Linked DNA regions of Mus musculus: region 2 is linked to region 1. A link is a loop called in an ENCODE intact Hi-C map of the cell type or tissue named here. Cell type or tissue: left cerebral cortex. All regions are shown on one strand. Each heading gives the region's core, and the rest is flanking DNA. Links, peaks and the distances in the headings are about the cores only.

What was found. Peaks named below come from ENCODE experiments on the same cell type or tissue, not always from the same donor. Only the 100,000 strongest peaks of a DNase experiment are listed, where the experiment ranks them.
Region 2: a loop joins it to region 1, with 11 times the contacts of the local background. A loop is called at or near these places in 2 of 42 quality-filtered maps.

The regions. Positions count from the first base shown.
Region 1 is chr14:40,116,853-40,122,243 of GRCm38, forward strand. No RefSeq gene overlaps it. Among named protein-coding and RNA genes, the nearest start is that of Gm24388, 300 kb to the right of the region's middle. In left cerebral cortex, for the core only: no CTCF peak of the experiment used is centred there; a DNase peak (open chromatin) is centred at 2,884; H3K27ac peaks cover 403 bases.
Region 2 is chr14:40,305,054-40,310,444 of GRCm38, forward strand. No RefSeq gene overlaps it. Among named protein-coding and RNA genes, the nearest start is that of Gm24388, 110 kb to the right of the region's middle. In left cerebral cortex, for the core only: no CTCF peak of the experiment used is centred there; DNase peaks (open chromatin) are centred at 1,477, 2,975 and 3,462; H3K27ac peaks cover 786 bases.

The DNA.
Region 1 (5,391 bases), core at 191-5,190:
TGAGAAGTGGGGAGAGGTATGGAATGTGAAACAGTCAGAGGGTAGATAGGGGGATAAAATGTACAGTGTAAAAGAATAATTAATTAGTTAATTTAAAAAAGATATCTGTATCATGGTCTCTCATCACATCGCTCACAGAATATGGTAAAAGAGGGGGTAAGGATTGTAAGAGTCATTGTTTGGGATGACTCTTTATAAACAGTGTGTCCTGGTCTATCTGGCAATTGCTCTCATGAGCTCATAGACTTTTTTTGGTTACCTACGCAACATCAAGCCAGTAAAAGTTCTTGCATGGATAAGAGAGAGACTAATGAAGCTTCACCACCAGCGGAGGACCTTTGGCAGCGGAAAGCTGTGAAAGCAAGGTGAGTGACTTTTCTTCAAGAGAGTGGTCTCTTAGGATGTGCATTCTTCTGTGGTCAGATGCCTATGCACAGAAGGAAAGCACTGGCCTGATCAGCGAGAGAGGAATGCAGTGGATATCTGGGAGGATGTGGAGGGCAATATGATCAAAACCCCATGACAAATGATAAAATTCTCAGGAAGTATAAATCTCTTGAGGCAAACAGCCCTTTGAGTTTAGCGGCTTTCCTTCCCCACTCCTCCGCCACAAATCTTGATTCTCATTCTTCCTTAGAAAAGGTGTCGATTTATGAATAGGCTGAAGATCAGAATTACTTGTATGTATAAAATCAAGCTGTGTTGAATATGCAAGAAGTGTACAAAAGATAAACACATGAATTACGTAATTGTTATGAAAATGCATATCTGGGAAGCAGTTGTTATGACCACTGCTTGCATATTGTTTTATTCTTCTGTGGTGAGCATTGACTGTATCAATACTTCTTAGCTAGTGTTTCTTTTTACTTCATGTATATGTTGATTACAACAAATCAGTGTGTCTGCAGCATCCTTATGACACCCAAGCATTTGACAGGGGTCATGGGTACACTTTTCTAAAACGAAAAATTATTTTAGTGTTTGCAATAATTTACTACAAGCTGCTACATTTAGTGGTTTTACTTTCCTTACTCATGATTATATAGCTGTTAACTTATTTTTTTTTCTTTTTTACGTACCACGTTCAGAAGTGTTCCTGAGTTACATGTTTTCATTGTATTACCATCCACATATTGGGCATTTTGTATAAGACTCCAGTTTTAAAAGTTATAGATAAATCAAAAGCAGTTAGCAATACAAATCAACATTTTAACGTTTTATTTATTTTAAATTTTTTTGTGTGTGTATGGATGCTTTGCCATTAGCAGTCAGAAAAAGGTATCAGATCCTGGGAAGCTAGATGTTTAGATGCTGATGGTACACTATGCAATACATGGGAATAGAACCAGGTACTCTTACATAAAAAGATATGAATTAGGACTAGTAAGTTGAATCCATGGGTTAAGGTGCTTTGCCACCAAGCCTGAAAGCTTGACTTGACTTTGATCCTTAAGACTCCAAAGATGAAGAAGGAGAACCAATTCTTGCAGATTTTCCTCTGTCTTCCACATGCAGAAATTCATGTATTCACACACACACACACACACACAAACAATTCATTATGCACATTCACACACATATGAAAGTTATGAAATTTATAAAGAAATACTTGAATTATGAATTAAGAAGAGATGATTGGCCATAATAAATTACTTAATCCATCAGTGAAAGAATATGGATTGAGAAGGAATTTGACAGAGGCAAAGAGAATAGGGTCACTTACAAGGCCCTCATCTAGTATTTTAACTATCTCATAATAAAGGCACAACGGGTTTCACCAATCAATTGGCACATAAAAACAAACAAGAAAAGGGGAATCTTTGGAAGGTTAACTCTATTGCCAAAAGCCATGATAAAAAGTGTAATAAATCTTGCTTCCAAGCTCATGTTCATTTTATTATCCCAGGAGCCAGCAAGGACTATAATATAATGCAAGCTATAATTTCAAGAAGAAAAATAACAACAGGGGAAAACAAGTCGAAAGGATAAGAAACTGTCTGTATATTTATAGTGTTCAGGACACTAGGACTTTCTGAAACTCTCATGAGAAGGGGCTGATTCTCTGTCTCACTTATGAAAATGAAAGCAGGAAAATATACTGCTAAAGCTGCTCTTTGAATCATTTCTGTAGAGGGTAAATAAGAGAAGATTCCCTATAATCTGCACATTTTCAGAATGTATCAGGGAACCAACTGCAGCCTGTTTAATGTTGGAGGCCAGAAGTTGAGTTAAGGGGCTTGGTTTTTGAGAAGTAGGACACCAAGATCCATGTGGGTACAAACAGCATTAGTTGATTGGAAGGCTTTTAAATGCTGCCTCCAACTTTCTGTTTCTAGTCATTTTAATTTTATGTATTCATAGCCATTTTAGTGTAAAGAAAACAAATATGACTGTGTACATTAAATAAAAAGAGTTGTCTAGGTAAAAAGAAAAGCAGAGTAGATGATATATTGTTAGAAAAATTTAAATTTGACTTAAAGATTAGCATGTGAGCACACACGCACATACACACACACACGCACAATTGGATAAGGAAATTTCTACCCATGAATTCTTAAAAAGAGGTTAATGACATGGGTTCAGGACTTAATTTTCTTGCTTCACATTGATGCTTCACCTACCTAAATGATTGGAAACAAGTGAATAAACATCTAAACAGAAAAATGCACAAAATTAAATTATCATGCTTGTAAAAGTTTTTTTTTTTTTTTAAAGCAAATTGATGCCTCTTCTACAAATCTAAAACAGAATAGTAAGTAGCATTAAAAGATATGGTTACATTTGTCTCAGGAAAATGCAAATCAAAGTACTATATGAAATCTGTCTCTCTGCTTCCCACCATTGGCTGGGATGTGACCAACAGCAAGCTCCCACAGCCCAGCTGCTGTGCCTTTCCTATCTCGAAGCTGTACTCTAAAATAAGTCTTTCTCCTGAGATGCTTCTTGTCAGGTCTTTTTTGGTGACAGTAACAAAAAATAATATTAAAAAATCTGTACTGAGAAATAGAGAAATTGCTGCAATAAACCTTTCCATATGCTCTGCAGGCATTCAGAACTGGTTTGTAGAAAGAACTGGGAAAACTATGGAACAGAGGACTGAAGAGATGTTAGAATGCTATGGTTCATCTTGGTGGGAGTGGAAGACCAGAATTCACACATGTAGGTAGACAAGAAGGCTGTCCTTGAGAGAGCAGCAGAAGCCTCACTGAAAATAAAGTAGGGCCATTTTGTGACATTCAGATAAGAATTCTGGCTACAGGGTTGGAGAGATAACTTAGTAGCTAGGAGCATCTTCTCCTCTTTCAGAGGACCCATTCGTTCAGCTCCCAGAACTCATATCATAGATTGATCACAATTCTAACCCCAGGGGACTTGATTCCTATTCTTATGGCTGTGATCACCTGTGGAAATTTGCATGCACACAGACAAACACATACCTATACATTTATTTTAATCTAAGAATATTAAAAAAATATATAGCTGCATTCTATCTGTGTCCTTTTAAACAGAGTGAAACTGAATTTTAAAATAATGGACAAAGTTGTTTGGTGTAAGTAATTTTAAGAAAATACAACATATGTTTATCTTGTGTTATTTTTCACTCTATTTAGTGATCTTTGTAATGAAAATTGAAAGTAACACACTTGTATGAACATAGTATCCAAAGTGCATAGTGGAGGTGGATAAATTGCTGTAATTGCCAAAGAGATTGAAGCTGTTAAAGGGAGACTCAGCACTACATTTTCATAGCCATAATAGTAACACAAATAATAGTAACAGTGCTGGATGGTCATTCCTTCAGTCTCTGATCCGAATTTTGTCTCTGTAACTCCTTCCATGGGTATTTTGTTCCCCCCTATAAGAAGGATTGAAGTATCCACACTTTGGTCTTCTTTCTTCTTGAGTTTCATGAGACTGCCCAACCTGGGGATCCATCCCATAAAAAAACCACCAAACCCAGACACTACTGCAGATGTCAACAAGAACTTCCTGACAGGAGCCATATAAATCTGTTTCCTGCGAGGCTCTTCCAAGTGCTTGACAAATACAGAAGTGGATGCTCACAGCCATCCATTGGACAGAGTGCAGGGTCCTCAATGAAGGAGCAAGAGAAAGTACCCAATGTTGCGTCCGCTCTCGACCAGCAAGAACGACACGACCACCAGTCCTTCTAACAGCAGTTTATTCAATCCTGATTCTTCTTGTTTATATCTCTCCCGAACCCTGGGCCTCTCACTCCTTTTATACTCTCATCCACGCACAGCAGGCCACGCCTCCTCACCAGGCACGCAGCTTCAGCTAATCAGGGCAGCAGGGGCATATCTCCATCAAACTGGATTCACCGGCATCCTGGTGCACCTGCTCAGCTCTCAAGATGTTTGTGGCTTATATGAGGAAGTCAGGTGCAAGTCATACGACTTAGCTACAGTCCCTGGCGCCTTTGGGACTGCCACCACACCCGCTCCTAACAACCCAAGGAGCTGAAGGGGCTTGCAGCCCCATAGGAGAAACAACATTATGAACTAACCAGTACCCCCAGAGCTACCTGGGACTAAACCACCAAACAAAGAAAACACATGATGGGACTCACAGCTCTAGCTGCATATGTAGCAGAGGATGGCCTAGTCAGTCATCAATGGGAGGAGAGGCCTTTGGTCCTGTGAAGGTTCTATGCCCCAGTATAGGAGAATGCCAGTGCCAGCTAGCAAGAGTGGGTGGGTTTGGGAGCAGGGGGAGGGGAAGGGGCTAGGGGATTTTTGGATAGGAGACTAGTTAGGAAAGGGGATAACATTTGAAATGTAAATAAACACTAATGAAAAAAATAGTGAGACAACCGGCCACCTTTCAGGTCAGAGCACAGCTGTCCGCCCAGCCCAAGAGGCTTCTGCCTCAGCTTCCACGGGAGCCACCTTGGTTCCGGAACTCCTAGGAAAGTAATCTACACAGGTAAGAGTGTGGACTACTGAAACAAAGGCTTCTGTGACAGGCCAAAGCAACACAGCTTCTGGGAAAGATCCTGTTTTGGGCCTTCATCTTCGGCCAGGAGGAGGTCCAAACACCAGATAACTGTGCACCTCCCTGAAAGAGGAGAGATTGCCTGCAGAGGCTGCTCTGACCACTGAAACTCAGAGGAGAGAGCTAGTCTCCCAGGTCTGCTGATAGAGGGTAACAAAATCACCAGAGGAACAATCTCTAAACAGAGACAACTATAACAACTAACTCCATAGATTGCCAGATGGCGAAAGGTAAATGTAAGAATCCTACTAACAGAAACCAGGACCACTCACCATCATCAGAACCCAGCACGCCCACTTCGCCTAGTCCAGGGCACCCCAACACACCTGAAAAGATAGACCTAGATTTAAAAGCATATCTCATGATGATGGTAGA
Region 2 (5,391 bases), core at 184-5,183, 190 kb after region 1:
GCTGGCCTTCAAAGGAACTCAGGGTGAAGGACACAAAATTAGAGAATCCTAACTAGAAGTCATGTTTTAATGAGAACAAGCAACATTTGTTCTGTGTGTATAGATTCGCTTACTCAGTATATATTTTCCAGTTTTATCCTTTAATTATAAATTTCATAATTTTATTTCTATGTATAGATGAAGAAAATTGTGCTGTGTATATAGACCATGTTTTCATTATGCAGTCATCAATTGATAGGCATCTGTGTTGATTCCATTTTCCAGGCATGGAAGAGAAGATGAGTAGAGTGCCAAACATGAGGAGAACATATCTCAGTAGTAGAATCAAGTCTTCAATGCATTGGAGACATTCTGAAATTTAGAGCAATGGAGGTTTCAATCTCTGTACATGACCACTGGAATAATATTATAAAGATGTGGTAAGTAATGTGTAGACACATAAAATTCATACCTTGAAGTAGTCCACATCACTTCTGCTTCTGCTTAATTTACCAAAACAAATCACATGAATAAATATGTAGAAGGCAGGAGGCAGAAGAAATCCTGTTCTTGAATGGGAAGAACTGAAATCTTATTAATGAACCTCAAATGTTAATACAAGTGGGAAAGTGAGGGAAACATCTGAGCAGCTGAGAAATGTAATAAAGTTGTTGGTCACATGACTGCTGTCTTAGTTATTTGTCTTCTTACTGTGACAAAATACTTTACTAAAGCAACTTGAGGAAGAAAGAGTTTATTGTTTGAAGGTTTATAAGGACAGGGAAGGTGCAGTGGAGAGACCACAGACAAGCTGGTCACATTGCTTCTACAGGCAGGAAGAGTGTATAAGCAGGGAAAGAGATGTTGGCTAGTACCCCATTGGCTTCCTCTTTTATCCTTTGTCTTCACTATGGAATTCTAGGCTGTAAGATGGTACCTAACAAATTCAGGGTGAGTCTTTCCTTCCTGCTCTGGAAACACCCTTACAGACCTACACAGTATATGTCACCTAGGTAATTCTAAATGCATTTGACTATGAGATTGTCTTCACATCCACAAATAGTAAATTGCATCATCCTGAATTTTCTCACAAAACATCTTTTTTCCCTTTGTCAGTCAATGCAACTAACTGTCCTATCAAATATATTGAAGTATGTTTCATATATTTAAAATGTATGCAGCTTTCCATTTCTAGCAGAATTATTTTTGCTATTACCATTATCTCATGTGAAAATAACTGAAATTGTATCTTCTTTGTGTCCAGGTTCTACTATAAGTGGTCATTTGTTACAAAACTTCAGAGATTTACCAAAACATAGCTCAAATGAGGAAACTTCTTCCACTTGGATCTGATTTAAGATGAGAGTGAAAATGAGACTTAACTCTCCGAACATTGAGAGACCCATTCCTTCTCGTTACAAGCTCTCTGACCCAGAATCCAGATTCGCAGTGTATTTCTTCATCCTCTAGACTTGTTGTACTCTCACAGCTATGGAGTATGTAGTCTCTGTTCTGAAATGGTCCTCCCACTCATTTCACTTGCTTTGTTCTTTTCCAGCTCTTGAGTCTCAGATTATAATTTGCTTCAGGACCTATTGTTTTTTAAACCAGATTTAGTGATTTCATTGATGCGTTTCACTTGGCTGAGGACAGTAGAATGCCTGGAAGATTACCAGTGCTTAACAGCATTGAATGAATGGCTAAACCAAAAGTCCATTGTATATACTATACCACTGCTAAATATTTGAATGAAAAGTGTTACTTTCTTTTTTGGACTTAGTTGAATGGAATCTTACAATCTACATCCTTACATATATAGCTTCTTTTATTCAATATAATTATTTTAAGATTCATTTTTGTTGGTCCATGTTATTGTTGAGTAGTATCTATTATGGCTGACAGTGTTTATCCATTCACCTGTTGGTGAGATTCAGTCCAGCACAGCAGTCAGCAGCCTTGTACATGTGTCACTGATTTAACCTCTTAATTGTCCTTTCAAAAACTTACTACTGATTGAAGTGTAAGTTAAAAAAAACAGAACAACAAAAATGCCCATTTTTCTCAACCTGTCAGATTCCTCATCACCTCTCTTCTGATCATTTTATTCTTCGACAAAGTGAACAACTTTTAGGCCCTTGGAAGTGTTTGCATTATCTTTTCCATTGTACATTGCCAGGCTCCCTTCTGCCCTCTACAAGTAGAATCATTTCTTGTCTGATTTACTCTTTCCTTTACATCTTAATTTCCTAACTATAGTATGATTTTATATATGCAATGACTTTTTTGTCCATTTTATCATTGGGCTTTTAATACCTAAAATACTATCTCACACATAGGCATGCTTATCTTAAAAATCAGACAAAGGAGACCAATTTAAGCAAAGCCACATACAAGCTCCCAGAGAAGATTAATTTCATGTTTATCTCTCCTCTGATAATAATGTGGTCACTCTCTATGAAAGCCGTGATGTGCTATTATACCTACTTTCTACTGTTGTCAGAAGAGCTTTGTTAGAGTTAATACAATGACATACTGGATCAATGAGATAAATCTTTAAAGTCCCTGGCACATTGATACAATGTATTTGCTTCATTTTTCTTTCCATAATTGCTTTTTCTCTCTTGTATTTATAATAAACCTACCAATCTGTAAGTGAAAGATAATGCATATTAAATAAATGTTGAATATAATATGCTGTGTATACTGTAAATACATAAAGTTCTCTATGCATCTATATAATATATTTTGATAAATAAAAGCATATTATAATTTAAATTTTTCATGCAAAGTATATGGCATATGGGAACACAGATAGACACTTTCATATAAATAGAAACATGCTACATATTAAACTATTAATATAGTGTTCAAGGAGGATTGAATTATTTAAACATATGTATAATTATATATAGACATACATATAAGACAGCATATACAGCAGATTTTAAAAGCTGTGGGATGTGTTGCACCATAAAAATGGAATGGTTTAAAAATAGCAGGATCATCTTTGTGCTAAAGAAAAGAACTCAAAGTAGTGATGTCACAAACACAGTGACAAGCTCAGAGACTTCTTGTGTGGTCTAAGAACACATGGGAACTTTGTTAGAGATTTTTTGTTTGTTTGTTTGGTTGGTTGGTCATTGGGATTTTTTTTTTTTGATTTGTTTTGGTTTTGCTTGTTGTTTGTTATGGGGTTTTTTTTGTACAGTCCGAGAGCTGACTATTCAAGTCCTCTCTGAGTGTCAAATATTTATTCTTTAGGACACCACTTCCAAAACACCAGAGAAAGCTATTGGGATATTGGGGTTATACCTCAGAATATTTAACAGATTTGACAGATGATTGCAAGGAAGGCTGTATTCTGAGAATCTTTCATCTAAGCCCATACCTTGGGCACATAGTGTGTTGCTAAAGACTGTGAGGCATGATGGGAGAACAGCTGTGAGTGGGAAGTTAAGATTTTGCGTGGGGCAGCACAGAAGGCTGCAGACTGGTGGGTGCTTGGTTGCATGGCATCCTGGATTCAACAAGGTGTGGGTGATTGGAGAACTACTGTTTCAAAGAAGACCTTATGTTCCCTTTCAAGGTAAAGGAAGCAAGAGTTTGAGCTGTGTGCATCTCGGTTTCTCATTTCAGCCTCAGTCTCCTCCTGTTCCTTGACCTTTCTATCAACACATTTTTCGTTGGAAACATGATATGAATCACAGCGGGGCTCAGTGCTGTCTGCCTCTCTTTCCTCTTCTCAGTATTTTATGACAAATCCAGACTTAGGTTTTGGGCAAGCACATATAGTGGCAGCAACCACCTGGCCTCTGAGGAAAAGATACTTCCGAGCTGTTTTGCCAAGCCTTGTACATATCACAAATGACAGGATTTTAAAGATTAATTAGACTATATTGCCCTCTCGTTTTAGGCTAAGGAACATTTAAGAAGATATAAAATCACCACACAACTAAGCAGTGAAGACATTCTGATATGCAAGTGTCTACACTTGATCTTCCAGAAATCCATTGTCCCACTTCTTTAAAGGCAATTTCTATAAACGTTTGTAACTAAATATAAGGTATATTGTGAGTGAATAAAACATTAAATGAGTAATTAGTGACTGATAAGCAAGCATTGTGATGAAAATTGAAATTTTGTTTCAGTATCAGTTAGACATCCTTCACTTGCTAGAAAAGCAGCATAGTCAATAAGTTACATTGGATAATGCTTTTGTTGCCTGAACTTTACTGATATTTTAAATTTCCTAGCATAAAAGCAGAACATATATGATATACAAGTTCATGAACTTCTCATATCTGAACCTGTCTGAACTTTCTAAAATGTTAATAGATATTAATAGACTGCCCAGATGCTTAAAAGTTAATATTAGCCGGTCAATGGTGGCACATGCCTTTAATCCCAGCACTTGGGAGGCAGAGGCAGGTGGATTTCTGAGTTCGAGGGCAGCCTGGTCTACAGAGTGAGTTCTAGGACAGCCAGGGCTACACAGAAAAACCCTATCTCGAAATAAAAAACAAAGTAATATTTCTAAAAATATTGATATTTTGTTCCATTTACTATGAACAGGGTTAGAAAACCTCAGAGATGTAGAACTCTTTTGCTTATAGATAAAGAAAGATTTTCGTATGTGAAAATGACACTCAGAGGATTTTTAAGGAAACATATTAAGTCCAAGTCTTTGGATATTATCTAAGCCAATAGTATAGAAGAGCTTCCAATTTATATGCAACTAAATTAAATTAACTACAACATTTAAGTATTGAAGTAGCAGAGTCTAAAATATAACAAGAAATATGCAAAGACAACGATGAGAGAATCATCATTGTTGAAGGAGAGAGTACATGGTGCTCCTTGCATTCTAGTCAACACATTTGTGCACTATTGCAAATATATCACCAATTCTATCCATGCTGGCTTCAGATCATCTCTTAGGACAAATCCTAGTAGGTGTTTATTGTAGAAAGGTAGAGAGAAGGAGAGAGTAGAAAAGTAGAGGGCAGCCATGGCCACGTAGGGGGGGGGGGAAGGCAGAGAGGGGTGAGCAAAAGAACAAGAGTAAGAGCAAGAGAATAAGAGGGTAATAGCCTTAGTCAATTTCAGTTCAATATTGAATTCAATTTTATTTTTTTACAAAAATATATCTCATATGGAATATATACCAAGGATTCCATGTATCAGTAAATGGCAATTCCAAACTATATATGATAAATCTTTTATGAAAATACCATACCAATCTGGGTTTAAAAAATGTATTATGGTTTCTGCCCAGTCCTTGTTGCTGGGGAAGACCCCTAGTTGATCTGCTTCCATGAAGGCTCCATATCCCATCCATCCTAGAGGATCCACTTCACTCAGAGCAGTTGGTAAGAACCCCCTCCCCCGCCAGTCCCAGAGCTGTTCCTGGGA